Linked DNA regions of Homo sapiens: region 1 is linked to region 2. Evidence: read pairs that join two places in POLR2A ChIA-PET (ENCODE). Cell type or tissue: GM12878. All regions are shown on one strand.

Region 1 (5,000 bases), 1.1 Mb after region 2:
AGTAGTCAAAGGGGAGGGAGTAACAGACTTGTGCATGTTGGAGATTGAGGTAATGTGAACATTCAGACATAGATGTTTGAGGAGAGTAGGGAGAAAGGAGTAGATGGAAAGTGTAGCTGGAATGCAAACTAGATATAATCTGGGTTTTATTACTCTCTTCATACTTACGAATAAGAAAGACTATTAAAAAAGAATGCCTAGGCCAAAAAGATTGTCACTAATACAAACAATAAGCTAAATGACTCTTACTGCAAGAAAAAAAGAAAAAGAAATTATAAGCTGAAAAGAAATTGGAATGAGGAAAACTATTGAAAATTTTCCATAAAATGACAGATAAGATTAGGAAAGTATGAGAAGGATCGTATACCCCCATCCCACAAAAAAGGAAGTTGCTGTCTTGGAACCAACTATAATTATGAGACCATTGATATACAGGGATGTTCTTGGTTTTCAGGATTTATGGTGGAAATAAATTAAGGACTCTCCTTATAAAATCTAGAGATAAGATGCAATATTTTGATAAAACAATATACCATGATACTGTTTTGGATTTTATCTTTTAAGACTGCTTGCAATGGAGCTATAATGACATCTTTTTGGTATATACAATAAGAAACTCTTGGACAGGATGAAACACATGTCAACCTTATATTGTATATATGCTGGAAGGGATTATTATAAGGTTCAAGTAGTTTCCATAGTAAAATTTTTCTTACTAATTCTACACGACTCCTTATTTTTCTCTTAGTAAACTTGAGGAATAATTGAATAGTGGGGGAACAGTTTCTGGAAGCGTTTATTCAATGAGATTCAAGACACGTATTCTGTAAGAAGCATCATAAAAACAAAATGCACAGTATATAGGTGGAGAATGAAACCATACTAAAAATTTAGTCAGGGCAACCTGACCAGACAATCTGCAAATAATACGTTCTGTACCCTGCAATTTTCAATGTTGAGTTTTCTCTTTTTTCTTTACTCACAAGAATCTCTGCAGCTGCTGTTTGGGGTCCTGGGAACACTAAATGCAAATGATCATTGAGACCCAGGAATGATAGTTTTAGTTCCCCAATTATGGTGTAGGCATTGCAAAGACCCTCTTCCATAAATGACACCCTTGTATTTTTTTGATTTAAGAGACCTGTCTCTGTTATCATTGGATTTAAGGTAAAACCTCTTCAGAGATCTGTGTTTAAAGCTATTTCATATGTAATATATATATTTTTTCTTTTGTCTTTTTAGCCGTGTGGTTTTGCCATGTTCTGTTCAGGAGGTGAGTTTTTCTTGCTTCTGCATCATTTTATTGGTATATGTACTGTACTTTGATATGTTACTCTAAACTCACATTTTCGTAGTATTGATTTACCTTTTCATTCCACCTTATGTGACAAAATTAATTATATGAATGATAATTGCAAAGAATTGCAAAATGAATTAAATGAATGATAATGAATTTCTTGCTACACTGCCTTGTTTTGGAAGAGTCTAAAGAATGTAGTTTAACCTCCTGTCTAGTGCAGGAATTCTTTCTCCAACATCCCAGAGAAATGAGGCTCCAGCCTCAACTTAAGTACTTTAAGGTTAAGTAGCTTGCTGCTTAGAGAAGCAGCCTACTTTACTGTTGGACATTTTAAACATTTGTGTTTGAACCAAAATCTGCTTTTCCTATAATGCTTGACTCTTGTTTACAGTTTATCCCATTTGAGCAATGGGAAATAAGCCTGTTCTGTCTTGTAGTGGTTAATCCTTCAGGTTTTCTGATGGCAGCTCTCCCCTCCAGCCAACCCCATCCCCCACAAGCACTTTTATTTCATCTTAGAAAGTCTCAAGGTTAAACATTCCCAGCACATTCACTTGGCTTAATACAGCATGATATGTGGACTTGCTACCAGCTGGTCCTGTTACTATATGTGTTGTAATTGTTGATCTGAACTGAAAACAGTATTCCAGACATGGTATGAACAGCACACAACTGTAAGAGCTTATTGTTTTCCTCAGTCTGGACATGATACAGAAATATATCACCTATTCAGAACTTGCATGTCCTGCAGTTATAGCCATGTGTATTGTAGACAAGAATGAAGATAAGAGCAGAAACAGCTTCTGAGAAATCAAGATATATATAGCAAAACCCATAAAACCCTCTAGGCTCTTCTGTAACTTGCACACAGTTCCCATTTGCTCAGTTATCTGGTTTTCCTAGAGCTGACAGTAGATTAGAAGCAGTGACTTGGAAGTGGGACAAAACAAACTGATAACCTAAGAAGTGACAGCTGACAGAAGACAGAAAGAAATGCAGGAAGTGAAAAAGAGTAGCTGTCTGGCACTGTTTAGTGTAGACTTGAACACAGTTGTTTATATCTCAGGAGGATTCACTGTATTAAAACACTCCAGAGAAGCTAGGCACCCTGTTCTCTATTTGCACAATTGATTGTTTGAAGTTGAATGTGGAAATTGACACTTGTTTCTGTTAGACTTTTTCTTTTGATTTCAGCTGGTTGAATCAGCTTGTCGAAATCTTTTTGAGTCTTGGTATTGTCACTGAAAATACTGTTCTCGGCTTTTTGTTATACTCCCCCCCCCACCTTTTTTTTTTTTTTTTTTTTGGAGATGGAGTCTTGCTCTATCGCCCAGGCTGGAGTACAGTATTGCGATCTCAGCTCTCTGCAACCTCCGCCTCCTGGGTTCAAGCAATTCTCCGTGCCTCAGCCTCCCTAGTAGCTGGGATTACAGGCACCCGCCACCGCACCTGGCTAATTTTTGTATATTTATTAGAGACCGGGTTTCACCATATTGGTCAGGCTGGTCTCGAACTCCTGACCTCAAGTGATCCACCTGCCTCAGCCTCCCAAAGCCTTGGGATTACAAGCATGAGCCACTGTGCCAGGCCTGTATGCACATTTTTAAAACATGCCTTCTGTGTCTATTTCTTATTCTTTTTTTTTTTAATTTTTTATTCTTAAAAAAGGAGAATGAGAGAAAACTAAGTAGCATGCCATGAAATGTCAGTCCATTAACGTTTTTTTGGATACAGTTCATTTGAATATTGTTATTGTGTGTTCCTGACCAAAATGAAATTTATCTTTTGACCTAGACTCATTTTAGTCCTGTTTTAGAATATGATAGTGTTTAAAAGTACATGTTGAAGGTATTTAAGGATTGTGGCATTATTAGACTAACCCTAGTGTTGTATCATGGAAAGCCAAAAGGAGAAATGCAGTCCTGTCTGCAGGCCCTACAGAAATTTATTTTGGGAGCATTTAAGAAATATGTTTGGTTTCAACTTCCCAAACACTTCCAAATTGAGTAAGAGTGTGTGTGTGGGTGTGTTTTTAAATTTAACTAATAGGCAAGATAGCATCATATCTCCATGTGATTTGTAGATATGAATGTTTACTGAGCTTAAACTACCTGTTGTTTTGGTCCCTCACATAAAATGTTAATTTTGAAATTACAAGTTCTTAGAGGTAGATTTTTGTAGTTTTTCTTTGAAAATATGCTTATAAAGAAGAAATACACTTCTTCAAGCTGTTTTCATTAGAAGGAAGAAATTTAGCCAAATTTGAAGTGATGGAAGATAGTGCCACAGTTGGGTCACTGTAACAAATTAGAACACGAGAACTTTTTCCAACATTTGTTGGAACTAGCGACTCCAGATTGGCGTAGAAAATACAGTTGACTTACAGGTATTGATGGAGGCCTCTGAGATTTCTGATTCACGTTAAATGAAATAGAAGCTACTGTCAGCAATTTCCTACCTTTTATGGTAATATGTATACATTCATATTACTTTAAAAACAGTTTCTGTTTGTTCTCTTTACTTGAGGACTCACAATGAACCATTTCTGATCTTGGGCCCCCAATACTGTTTCTGGTTAGCTGAAGAAGGACCAAATTGAGTGTATCATAAATAAGTCATAAGTTAAAAATGACCCCAGAAGTCTACTAAGATTTGGACTATCTATTATGTTTCTTTGGATCTCCAGGCTTTTGTTATTACAGTTTACATCCCTCCCCTTTATCATTAAGAGCAATATGCTGGTTGCTCAGCTTTAGTTGGCAAAGTGCCAGTTGTATTTCTGCCATACCTTTCTTGGAATTTTGTGAAGTTAAATGAGAAATAATAGAGGTGAAAATGCTTTGTAAAGTACAAATATATATTGTTCAAAAGTTAAACCAAGTTTCGAGACATTTTCTTGATAAATGGGTAGTGTAAAGGCACCAGAGTATTTGTAACTGGCAAATTTTTTGAATAATGAAAGTTTATAAAATACAGGTTTTTAAAACTGTATAATAATCTGTGGTTTGTCTTCCTAAACGTATTAATTTCTAATTTGAGTTGTGTTTTCATATTGAACACAGTTGTGCTGAATGGTTTGGATATGCTTTTCTATATCATCTATATTATTAAGATTTTAGCATACTAAATTTCTGCAGTTACTACTGACTTACTCAGTTTCTGTATTCTTTGAAATTTCAGTATCAGGTTGGGCAGCTTTACTCTGTTGCAGAAGCTAGTAAGAATGAGACTGGTGGTGGAGAAGGAATTGAAGTCTTAAAGAATGAACCTTATGAGAAGGATGGAGAAAAGGGACAGTATACGCACAAAATTTATCACCTAAAGAGGTAAGCGGTGTTCACATTTGACGCCTTGTAACTACCTGGCTTACTTATGATGCATGTAACTAGCTAACTTAACTAGTAGATGTGAAGTACATTTTTAATTTCAGTTTGATAATATATTGCATTTTAATTCTTTGGCAGAACCTCCTCCTTTATTTGTAAATTAGAAAAGGATTATATCTGCTTATAACAAAAATTCAGATAAAAACTTAGTCCCTGCTCCTTGCCATCAAATATTTGTAACACAGAGAGAAACACTAGAAGCAGCTTAGAGTTTATCTTTCTAGATCATTTTCTGTATATATTCAAAGGAATTTTTAAAACATAGCGATGTATTACTTGTATCAATTTTAGTTTTCTACAACAAATGGACCATA
Region 2 (5,000 bases):
TGACACAAAGAATCAAATATCTCCTGCCAAGTGTTACAAGACATTCACACCTCTTAGAGTAAAGAAAATGGCCACAATATTTTATGATTCCTCCCATCAAGAAATTGAGCTTATTTTTCCACCCCTTGAATTTGGGCTTGGCCACATGAGTTGCTTTGGTCAATGGGACATGAGCAAATACAATGCCAGCAGAAGCTTGGAAAATGCTTGAGGGGATCGAATAGTTCATGGGTGTTCATGCTTGCCCTCTCTTGCGGCTGGGAACCCTGAGAACTATCATGTAAGAAGCCTGGGCTAGTCTACTGGATGATAAGAGACCACATGTTGAGAGGGCATGGCTATCCCAGGTGAGGCCCCAAACACTTGAGTGAGGCCATCCTAGATCACTCAGTCCCAGAGGAACCACTAGCTGACCACAGAGATCAGCCAAGCTGGCACAGACCAGAACAACTGCTCAGCTAACCCACAGAATCATGAGCAATGAAAATGACTGTTGTTTTTAGGGTGCTATGTTTTAAGGGCAGTTTGTTATGCAGCAAAAGCTAACTGATACACCTGTGCTAAATGAATGCACAGGGCCATGCTACCTCACCCGTGTTGTCATCTGTACTATTGCTACTCTACCAACCTGTTTACATTGCTTTGTGCTCCTCAGCCTATTTCTGTTTTCTTCTCTCTGAGGTCTTCGGGTTCCCTTCACTGACTCTTACATGGTCCCAACTCACTTACTTGTTTTCCTTTAAGTCCTATGCTGTACCCCTTCTCTCTTCCTAGTCTATACTCTTTTCTGGACAAGCTCATTCTGGACTCCTGGTTTGAATACACACTCCCCTATCTAATGACTTCTCAACCTTCATCTCTAGCCCTGACCCTTTTCAGGGCTAGAGTTCAAAGGGCTCCAGTTCAAAGTCAGAGTCAGGGCTCTAGTCCTGATCAAAGTCAAAGTCACCAAGTTTCTCCCAAACCTACATTACTTGTCTCAGGTTAAGGGAATCACCATCATACAAATCTAGAAACCCAAATCTTCCTCCTCTTCTCTCACTACCCCTTCCCCTTCCTCTCTCCACATCCAATCTCCATAAAGAATCATTTTCAAGTGGGCTCTCCCTTTGCATCCCTGCTACCCTGTAATGCAGCAGTTTCTCTGTCTCCAATCTTTTTCCAGTTCATTCCATACATGATGCCCTGAGCTGTCTTCTCATCCTTCTCAGATTCAAGTCTCAATTCCTTATAATGTTCAAGACTCTCCTTTGGATCCAGTTTGGATCCGGTCTGCCCGTCCGCCCTCCCCTCCCACACTATCTGCCCTCCAAGCACCAGATGCTCCACCCACACAGTTCCCCCATTTCTGAAAAGTTAAGGCATACGCACATCTTCCAGCTGTTGCATAGGTTATTCATGTTACCTCAACTGCTGTCCTGGACCCTTGATTACCTCTCAAAGCGCTTCAATGCTTAAGGACACATCTAAAAGCCTCCTTTCTCTGCAAAATCTTGCCCAATTTTTCTAGAACAATTTCTATACCAGCGTAGCCTCTATGTGAGCTCCTCTTATGAGTCTTTTCTGCACTCATCCTGGTTGACGGATATAAGCTTTCTGTTTCCATGTCCCATTCACAGGCCTAGGGTGTCCACAGTTTCTGTCCTAGCATGCCCAGGACAGCCCCAGTTTACATTTCTCCTCCCACCATAACCCCTTCCATTCTCAAAAGCGTCTCAGCTTGGATGACAAATGATATGGTCACCCTAAATTGGTCTTCCAGTGCTTGACAAAATCAGAGTATACAAGTCTGCTAATCCAGCTTCTCTGTGGTCCCTCTTCATATTTATGGTTTGACTGTCAGAAATTATTGGTCTGCGTTCACACTTGATTTGCTCAACTTTCCACAGACAGCCTGGATGATCTTCCTCCCTGCAATTTAAAAATCACACAACACAGATTGCAAACTCAATTGTCCACAGGGGCCACACTTAAGATTTACGGCAATGGATGTGCTGCTGCAGTGTGAGGACAGCAGAGAGTGGCAGGCGCCGTGGCAGACTGGACAGTGTACACCTGCCTGATGGGGGCAACTTCTAGGCAGCTGGGGCTTCCTTTACCAGGAGAAATGGGACACCAGCACTGCCAGACCTTCTGATTTTTCAAGAGAAGGTAGAAATGTGGATTTTTATATTAAACCTTCCAATTCAAGTGTTGGCAACCAAGTTACACTTAAAATACTGCACAAGTGTACCCTGTGTGGCTAATGCATTTTTGGCTTTCATAAAACTGACAGAGCTCTGCCTGGAAAACATCTCACCTTTGGAAATGGAAATAGACAAGTATACTCCAGAGGCTGGGCCTGTCTTTGACACTCAATGGTTCTGTCCTAAAGGCCATTTGTGGGGGCAAAGAATAGCTGTCTCAATTTCATAGAGAATATAGGGAGCAGACAACTTTCCTTTCTAGGCAAGTGTTACTTTTCCTTCCTACTTCATGTTTCTTGGATGAAAACATTGCAGAGGTGGCTTTAGTGCACCACTGGGCAGGCACAACCCCTAGCATGCTACAGGTGCTTGACACAGGAAGGAAGTTTCTCCAGGTGAATGAACAATGCTCTGAGATAGAGCAGCCCTACTCTGTTCATAGCTCACTCCAACAGAAGCCAGTTCTCTGAGCTGGAGCAACTTCTTTAAATCTGAATATGAAAACATCTCCTTTGAAACTCCCTGGTTAATCAGTAATCACTCTTAAATAGTAAGAGGTCATGCACATATTAAGGAACAAATACACTTCTGTTTTCATGGCTTTAACAGGTAATTTGCAAAAATCCCTAAATTCAAGCTCTATCTCAAGTCCCATTGGGTCCTTAAATTAACCTTTATTGAACAAGTAAAAGGATGGCCTCATTCAGGCTTTCTTGACTATAATTATTCAGCGTTAGCAAGACTTTACTTAGTAGAACAAAGGAAGTGGGTTCTAGAAGAACCTCTTATTTGCCAGAGCTCCCACCCCCTGCCCCAGCAAAGCCTTGTTTCCTTATTCACTATTTTCTAAAGAGAAAGTTCTAAACCATTACAATCTGTCTCTAGGCTTTCACCTTCCTTCAAGGCAGTCACATACCACTTCACCTCCCAGAATGCACCTGACAGGGGCTGAGTGGACACTTCGTTGATCAGGTATCTAGATCTTCATGTGAACATGAGGTCGATACACTGTGCAGGTCTGCATGAACTATGACAACAACCTTCACTAGTACCAGGGGCATCATTTAGTAATGATCACTTAATCTCTTGCAACATTATTCAGTTCACAGTATAAGATACAACTTTCATCAGCCAAGCCAGTTTCAGTTTTTTTGTTTTTTTTTTTTTTTGAGACAGTTTCACTCTTGTTGCCCAGGCTGGAGTGCAATGGCGTGATCTTGGCTCACCGCAACCTCAGCCTCCTGGGTTCAAGCGATTCTCCTTCCTCAGCCTCCTGAGTAGCTGGGATTACAGGCATGTGCCACCACGCCCAGCTAATTTTATATTTTAGTAGAGACGGGGTTTCACCATGTTGGTCAGGCTGCTCTCGAACTCCAGACCTCAGGTGATCCACCCGCCTCGGCCTCCCAAACTGCTGGGATTACAGGGTTAAGCCATCATGCCCAGCTGTCCTTCCCTTCCTAAAACCACGGGAGAGGGAAAGAAGTCTGGAAGGATTTTTTTTTTTTTTTTTTTAAACAGAATCTCACTCTGTCACCCAGGCGGGAGTGCAGTGGTGCAGTCTCAGCTCACTGGAACCTCTGCCTCCCAGGTTCAAGTGATCCTCCCACCTCAGCCTCCTGAGTAGCTGGGACTACAGGCGTGCACCACCATGCCTGGGTAATTTTTGTATTTTTAGTAGAGACAGGGTTTCGCCATGTTGGCCAGGCTGGTCTTGAACTCCTGACCTCAGGTGATCTGCCCACCTTGGCCTCCCAAAGTGTTGGGATTATAGGCATGAGCCACCGTGCCCAGCCTGGAAGGAAGAATATTAACCCAAAGCCAAAAAACAAAACTGGATTTCAATTAAACTTTGGACTTCTTAGGCTACAATAAGCGTTAAAACAATTCAAACTGGTAAGTTATAGGCAATTATTAGAAAAATAAAGGTTTTATATATACATCCTTTCGTATCACATAGCATATTATGCAACTTTCAGAGGATTTAAAAGCAACTGTCACATAATAATCAAGTAGAGAATATTTAACGAGATACCTAAAATAAAGGAGCTAACTTTCTGTAAGACTTGAGTGCCTTCATTTTATTTCTTAGCAGACAGGAGGCAGATACTAATACTTATATGGTAGCAAAGTGCTGTTTGATGGGTTAGAAAGTGACAGAATGACAGGAAGCATCAGAGCACACCCCAGGTTGCAGATGTGTCAAAGAACAGATGACGGAGCGGAGGCAGGCAAGCTCTGATGTGGGGAGTGGGCTGTGGGAATCTTTCCCTCTCTTCTTTCAGGAACCTTGACTCTGAGCTCTTGGCTCGAGGCAGCCTATGCAGAGAAAAGCCCCACTCACCCAGTTTGTTGGCCTTGCAGCTGCATCACAATCTGCAGTTGCCCTGTTTGTTGTCTTTGTGTTTACTTGCTGCTAGTTGTCTCTGTGTCTCCTCTACTGACCAGGAGCCCCATGGGGGCAGTGAACTTGTCTACTTTAATAAGTACTGTATCTGCAGCGTCTAGCACACTGCCTGGGATACAGGCAGTGCTTAATAAACATATGAATGAATTCCAAAAACAGAGTCTGTATTTTACACTGAGCTACAAAAGGGAGATACTTAGTCAAGCTCACTGCATCCAGGCTACCTTTAAGTGCAGCTAGGAGGCTGAAGCATCTCTGCTTTCTGTCAAACACGGAGCGGCAGGGAGATGGTGTGTAAGCCTAGCTTCTGAGCAGCTGCAGCTGCTGAACTGCTCTTGGTTCAGGGGTCTCACCTACATCAGGAATCACATCACCCAAGCCTGCACTACAACTCCTGCAGGCCGGGG

Evidence for each region. ChIA-PET counts read pairs that join two places held together with the same protein. Peaks named below come from ENCODE experiments on the same cell type or tissue, not always from the same donor. Only the 100,000 strongest peaks of a DNase experiment are listed, where the experiment ranks them.
Region 1: POLR2A ChIA-PET joins it to region 2 with 7 read pairs; 2 of 35 experiments call an interaction of 5 or more read pairs at or near these places.

The regions. Positions count from the first base shown.
Region 1 is chr22:27,910,590-27,915,589 of GRCh38, reverse strand. It overlaps PITPNB (phosphatidylinositol transfer protein beta), which reads left to right. Exons shown (of 12, transcript NM_012399.5): 2 at 1,243-1,273; 3 at 4,481-4,626. Among named protein-coding and RNA genes, the nearest start is that of PITPNB, 6.2 kb to the left of the region's middle. In GM12878, no CTCF peak of the experiment used is centred here; no DNase peak of the experiment used is centred here; H3K4me3 peaks cover 419 bases.
Region 2 is chr22:29,014,370-29,019,369 of GRCh38, reverse strand. All of the region lies in intron 2 of ZNRF3 (zinc and ring finger 3), which reads right to left. Among named protein-coding and RNA genes, the nearest start is that of ZNRF3-AS1, 15 kb to the left of the region's middle. In GM12878, no CTCF peak of the experiment used is centred here; DNase peaks (open chromatin) are centred at 2,649 and 3,109.